2 separate regions of the Homo sapiens genome follow, and region 2 is linked to region 1. A link is a contact called in ENCODE Hi-C or POLR2A ChIA-PET data. All regions are on one chromosome and are shown on one strand. The core of a region is the stretch at or near the end of the contact, and the rest is flanking DNA. Distances in the headings are between cores, read along the strand shown.

Evidence for each region. A loop is a pair of places that touch in the nucleus more often than their neighbours do. ChIA-PET counts read pairs that join two places held with the same protein, here RNA polymerase II (POLR2A). Pooled maps may share reads with other maps.
Region 2: a loop to region 1 is called in a map of heart right ventricle, with 2.9 times the contacts of the local background. The contact joins two enhancer-like sites. A Hi-C loop is called at or near these places in 5 of 168 maps with a recorded cell type or tissue (CD4-positive, alpha-beta T cell, PC-9, heart left ventricle and 1 more), 2 of 37 single-sample maps with no recorded cell type and 4 of 50 pooled maps. POLR2A ChIA-PET finds 5 or more read pairs at or near these places in 4 of 52 experiments (B cell, HEK293, OCI-LY7 and 1 more).

Annotation. Positions count from the first base shown.
Region 1 is chr5:148,807,451-148,810,694 of GRCh38, reverse strand. No RefSeq gene overlaps it. Among named protein-coding and RNA genes, the nearest start is that of ADRB2, 18 kb to the left of the region's middle. RefSeq lists enhancers at 1,103-1,152, 1,203-1,252 and a silencer at 1,543-1,622. Within about 2 kb of position 1,659, at least 13 of the 41 ENCODE cell types and tissues checked have a DNase peak (open chromatin) inside an H3K27ac peak, as active enhancers do.
Region 2 is chr5:148,964,167-148,967,410 of GRCh38, reverse strand. No RefSeq gene overlaps it. Among named protein-coding and RNA genes, the nearest start is that of MIR584, 97 kb to the left of the region's middle. Within about 2 kb of position 1,455, at least 20 of the 41 ENCODE cell types and tissues checked have a DNase peak (open chromatin) inside an H3K27ac peak, as active enhancers do.

The DNA.
Region 1 (3,244 bases), core at 410-2,909:
ATTGGCACATGACTATATATGATATTCTGGAAGGGGCAAAACTATGGATACAGTAAAAACAGGATGTTTTTACTGTATCCATACTGAGGACTTTTCTCATGGCCCCATCCTGTTTTTACTGTATGGACCTGGGCCTGGGGAGAGGGAGGGATGAGTACATGGATCACAGAAGAGCAGTGAAACTATTTTTAGGGCAGTGAAACTATTCTGTAGGATACCATAATGTTAGATGTAAGATATGTCACTCTACATTTGTCAAAACCCTTGGCATGTACATCAAGAATGAACCTTAACATAAACTGTGGAGTTTGGATGATTATGATTTGACTGTATAGGTTCGTCGATTGTAACAAATATACCTCTTTGGTGTGGGATGTTGCTAGTAGGGAAGGCTGTGTGTGTGTGGGTGTGTGTGTGTGAGGGCAGTGAGTGTAAGGAAAATCTCTGTATTTTCTACTCAGTTTTACTGTGAACCTCTGCTTTAAAAAATAAAGTCTAATATTATTATTATTTGAGACAGGGTCTCACTCTGTCACCAGGCTGGAGTGCAGTGGTGAGATCTTGACTCACTGCAACCTTTGCCTCCCGGCTAAAGTGATCCTTCCACCTCAGCCTCCTGAGTAGCTGGGACCACTGCATCCAGCTAATTTTGTATTTTTTGTAGAGATGGGGTTTCACCATATTGCTCAGGCTGGAAGTCTATTATTTTTTTAGAAAGGTGGCTCTGTGCCAGCTGATCTGAAGCAATATTTAAAATACATCAAGAAGTAAAAAAGTGAATTGTACAAGTGTGAGTAGCATGTCTCCATTTGTGTAAACAAACAGTTGTATGTGGCATCTATCCAACATAAATGCTCACCATAGGAATATGTGTATATAAATTCAATAAATTAGTCTAATGTACAATGACATTTTATGCTGTAGTTCAAAGAATGAACTAGATATATATGCTGGTACATAAAGATCTCCCAGATATGAAGTAAGAAAGGTTGAAACAAAACTACGTAAAATATCGCCTTTTAGTATAAGTAACACGTGTTTATATTCACAAACATATTTTGGAAAGTAGAAGCAATTAACAACGTATATATAACATAGGGGACTAGGGACTGGGGCATGGGACCTGTGGAGCGGCCCCGACAGTATACTTTTACTTTCATTTTGGTACTCACCTGTTTTGTTTGAGTTTTTACTATGACTACTATTAAAAAGTGCAATTCAGTAAAAACAAAACCGAAAATCAAAACTAATGCTCCACAGATTTCTTGAATATAGTGTCATGGCCACAAGAGTCCTTTCCTTCATCTCCTCTTTTTTTGGGTGGAGAAATTGAGAAGCAAAAGTTAACAAACTCAATAATAAATCTGTGACTATAGCGACCAAGAGTGGGGGTGGGGCAACGATGTGCCGCAGATAACAGCAAAGAAGTAAAAGTAGAAATTGTTAGAATTTTTAGTAACTTGGAGGGGAAAAGAGGAAGGATGTGAGAAGAAACCAGGAAATGAAAATAAAGATGGCAAAAACTTGAACAAATGAGGAAGGTGCTAGAGAAAAGCCTGAGCTTGCTCAAGCAGTTTCTGGGGCTTATTTTTTGTCCTGAGTGTATGTGACTGCATGTCTCTGTGTATGTCTGCTGATGTGGCCGTTTTTGACAGCCTGGTGGATTAACAGGGCTATAAATCATTCTGTCTCAGAGTTGGAGTGCCCTGAGGGATTACTTTGCTCAGCAGAGCGCCACTTTGGCAGAGGGACCTCAAAGGCAGACAGACACCAAGGAGGGTGGGAGGTCTTGGTCCCCACCCCGGCTGGTGCTGCTCCACTTCTGGCTGCTTTCTGTATCCTGCTTCTGCGTAAATTTGTATTTGTGCAAATCTTCCATTGCTGAAAAATATCCACTGACATACCAACCCTTTCTTAATACAAACAGGGAAACAGGTCCTTAGTGAGGAAAGAATTTGAGAAATATCACAGAGGTAGTAGGAGAAACAGGTCTAGAATATATGGTTTCTGACTCTCAATCTCTGTTACTGATTTATTTTACCTTTTAGCTGAGCCAGAAAAGAAAAGGAAAAGGCCTGAAGGGAAGTTTAAATTTCAGTGGCTTAAGTGGAAAAGGGGATATTCCTAGGGAAAAACAATATTAGACTTGCAAAAACCAATAAGGAGAAAAATTATCAGTAACTATAATAGAATAGACAAAAGAGGAAAATTGCACTCAAATATTTTCGCGGGTGAATTGAACCGTAAAACTAATATTTAAAGATTCAAATGTCAGGGATTTAAATAAATTTTGCCAATGCAACCAAAAAGTGTAACAATTTGATTACCTCTTCTGGGTCAGTCACTTTGCAAGGTGCTGTTGATACAATGGTGAGTAATTCAGACACAATTGCTGTCCTCAACGGTCTGCAGTTGTGTGTATAGTTTGTTGGTTTGAACAAAACAAGAACATGCAATTGCTTATATGAATGATCCTTCAATTCACTCTTGAGCTGCCAATTATTTGCAAAGCTCAGCAAATACTGATATGCACTGACTCATAAAAAGATGTTGGTCTCAGCCTCTGTGAAGTTCAGAGTCAAGATTAAAATCAGCCACTCAGGGGAGCCTGTTGAGGAGGAGAGACCTAAAGTACTTCTTACTGGTTACTGGAAAATGGAGGAGAGACTGGGTAAACAGAGCAGCCACGGGAGCAAAGCAGAGTGTTGCTAAGAGGGAAGGGAAAGAGGAAGAACAGAGGCTACTGCCCCTTGGAGGGCTCTGACATGCTGATATGCTTCACTCGGCTGACATGCTGAGTGAAGCAGCAGGTCAGTGACCAACAAGCCCTGAGGATGCAGCACAGACCCTCAAAACCCCAGAATCCTAAAGCTGGGACTGCCATGCAAGACCCAGGAGTCCAATTCTCCCTGCACAGATGAGAAGCCTGAGGCCCACAGGTGGGAAGTGGCTTATAATTGTCACATGCAAATTGGAGGCAGTGCAGGGATCAGAACCCAGGACTCACAGCTGAGGACTTTTCTCATGGCCCCATCCTATCCTGTGAAAGGAACATGACAGTAACTAAAGACAGGATGTTTTGAAGTCAGATAGACCTGGATTTGCATCCCAATTCTGCCACTTGCTGCTGACTGTATGATCTTGGGAAAGTGTGTCTATTAACCTTGGTCCCTTCATCTGTAGAATGGGGATTGTATAAAGGCTTGTCTCCAAGATAACCATCCTGGATTCCTTGTATCCTTCA
Region 2 (3,244 bases), core at 206-2,705, 160 kb before region 1:
ATCCTATGGGCTTCTTCAGTAAGGGAGCTTGCCTTGCTCCATCTGCTCCTGGTCACAGTGGCTAACACAGAAATTTTAATTTTTTAGTGGTGGAATAAGTTTTTCAAACAATAGTTTCATGCAGGACTATGGTATACAAAACAGATCCGATGGAGCTGTTCTGCTGAAGTCACCTCTGATATGCAGCATCCCCCTTAACCCTCCTACCTGGGTCCCTGAAAAACCTGAAAAAAATCACAAGACTTGAGGAGCCATTAGAAAACTGCTGGCTCAGCACCCAATTTGAACAGAATAGGATTCAGTGGACATGGGGTGAACATCATTTGTGGTAGGAAGTTTGCATTGTTTTTTTCTCTCTCTCTTTCTTTCTCTCATCCCTCCCTTTCTCCACCCCCAATATATAGCTGAGGGAATCAAAAGAGTGGTTTTCAGTGATCTTCAGAGATGAGGTGAGAGGGAATCTTTGCGACCCAAATAGGTGGCACCTAGGTTGATGTCTTCACTAGCAAGTTATGGATGTGGGTGTAGGGCCCTTGGTAAGATGAGCAGACATCAAACTAGCTCCTTAAAAAAGGGGAGGCCTTGCACAGGATGGGCTGGAGCCTGATGCTGGTGGTCTCGGTGGAGCTGAGGGTCTGAAGGTGGAGCATGTCCAGAGACATCAGAAAAGGCAGGTCAGTGCAACCTTTGAAGTGGAGGACCTAGGCAAATAGGGCAGAAGGCAGGAAGGTATAGAGCTGAACCAAGTGAGAGAGAAGCTCAAGGCAAATACTGAGGATGCTGTAGATTTACAGGAACTGGAGGGAGAGGCAAAGAAGTCAGTGAACAGGTGAGAACACAGGCTGAAATACAGCCAAGGACAGAATGTCCCAAGCTGAGCTGTCTGCAGCCCGGGGCCTTTCAGTGGCGCCTGGGCTTCCGCAGGGCAGCGTTGGACACAGCTTAAGGGCCTTTGTACCAGGAGGAAATCTGGTTGAGAGTCCTTCTGCTTTGTGTCTGTCCTGTTTGTCATGCTTCTGGGGTTTTTTGGATCTCTCTAAAGAATATACTCATTATTGGAAGATTTGAATTTATGCTTGGGGCTGGGGAAGCCAGAAACCAATCCATTTGATGTCTGTGTGGTTTCATGGCTTGTTAAGTCCCTTTCATATGATCTCATTGCTTCTCTGAAGTATGTCAGGAGGGTCCGTATGATGAATATTACATGGCATCTGATGTCACAGGGCACTGATTATGCCAACACTGCTTATAGAAAGCAGAAGACTAGTGAGGCAGGGAGAGAATTACGGTCCAGACTTGGAGTAGCTGTGCACGTGCAGCTCATTGCAGTCATGCATGCGAATGGTCTCCCACATGCCCGGCCACTGGGCAGGACGGCGGCAGTTATGCATTCCATTAGCAATAGGTCAGACTGGCGTTGGGCTAAGTTTCCTGGATCATGCCACTCAAATGTGTCATGTGTACTCCGTTGTCATAGCACATTGCTCAGGAAGGGTGATCTGGGCCAGAGGACACACACTGGCTGCCGCTAAACTGTGCTGGCCCCCAGATTTTTTTTTTCAATTAGGTCTGCACCAGGTTTAAAATTTTGAATGCGTGCCAATATTTAAAAATGAGAAGATGCCCTTAATATTTGCATTTCTGGTTTTCCTAAAATACTGGAGGGTCTTATTACATTGGTTTTTGCAACTGCCTCCTTTCCATGAGTCATATGTTCTCCACATGTCACAGTCCCCACCCAGCCTGCTTTACTTCTTTACCTCTCCAGCCCCATGGGCACTAGAGTTTGAGTCCCTTGGCTTAGGTTGTTGTCTTACGTAACTTGTCATGTAGAACCAGGGTTGGCAAACTGCTGTCCGTGGGCCAAATGTGGCCCTCCACCTGTTTCTATAAATAAAGTTTTATGGCCGGGCATGGTGGCTCATGCCTGTAATCCCAGCACTTTGGGAGGCCGAGGCGGGTGGATCACGAGGTCAGGAGTTCGAGACTAGCCTGACCATCATGGTGAAACCCCATCTCTACTAAAAATACAAAAATCAGGGAGCGGTTGAGAAGTGGGGTGACAAACAGGGGAAAGTGGGAAGGGAGCATGCCTGTAGTCCCAGCTACTCGGGAGGCTGAGGCAGGAGAATCGCTTGAACCCGGGAGATGGAGGTTGCAGTGAGCTGAGATCATGCCACTGCACTCCGGCCTGGGTGACAGAGTGAGACTCCTTCTCAAAAGTAAAAAGTGAAAAATTAAAAAAATAAAGTTTTACTGGAATGCAGCCACACTCATTTGTTGACACATTGTCATTGCCTATACTACCCAGAGTAGAGTAGTTGTGGCAGGGGCCATATTGCCTGAAAATTCTACAGTATTTATTATGTGGCCCTTTAGAGAAAATGTTTGCCGAGCTCAGATCTAGACTATGGGCAGAGGGCTGACTTTTCACTACAGAATGGCCCACAAGGTATTTTCTAAATAAAGGTTTTCTGCTTTCAGAGGAATCCTTTTTTTTTTTTTTTTGAGACAGAGTCTGGCTCTTTCGCCCAGGCCAGACTGCAGTGGCACTATCTCGGCTCACTGCAAGCTCTGCCTCCCGGGTTCACACCCTTCTCCTGCCTCAGCCTCCCAAGTAGCTGGGACTACAGGCGCCCGCCACAGCACCCAGCTAATTTTTTGTATTTTTAGTAGAGACGGGGTTTCACCGTGTTAGCCAGGATGGTCTCGATCTCCTGACCTTGTGATCCGCCCGCCTCGGCCTCCCAAAGTGCTGGGATTACAGGCGTGAGCCACTGCACCTGGCCAGAGGAATCCTATCACTGTTCTTAAACTAATTTCATTACTTTCCCTCCAGGCTTTATTTATAATCCACCAAAATGAGAGGGGAAGTTGGTGGTCTATTGTTTTCCAGGCCTGGGTTATTATGAGGCCATACAACGTCAGTTTTAGTGTCAGGGCAGTCGGTTTCCTTTTATTTTTCCCTTGCCTGCCATATCCATGGGGAAAGAACAGGACAACCTAGAATTATTGGCATCCTGCATTTCTATTTTTGTTTGTTTGAGACGGAGTCTTTCTCTGTCACCCAGGCTGGAGTGCAATGGTGCGATCTCGGCTCATTGCAACCTCCACCTCCCAGGTTCAAGCAATTCTCCTACCTCAGCCTCCCAAGTAACTGGGATTACAGGTGCATGCCGCCACGCCCAGCTAATTTTTGTGTATTTTAGTAGAGATGGGGCATCCTGCATTTCTATAGACTCTA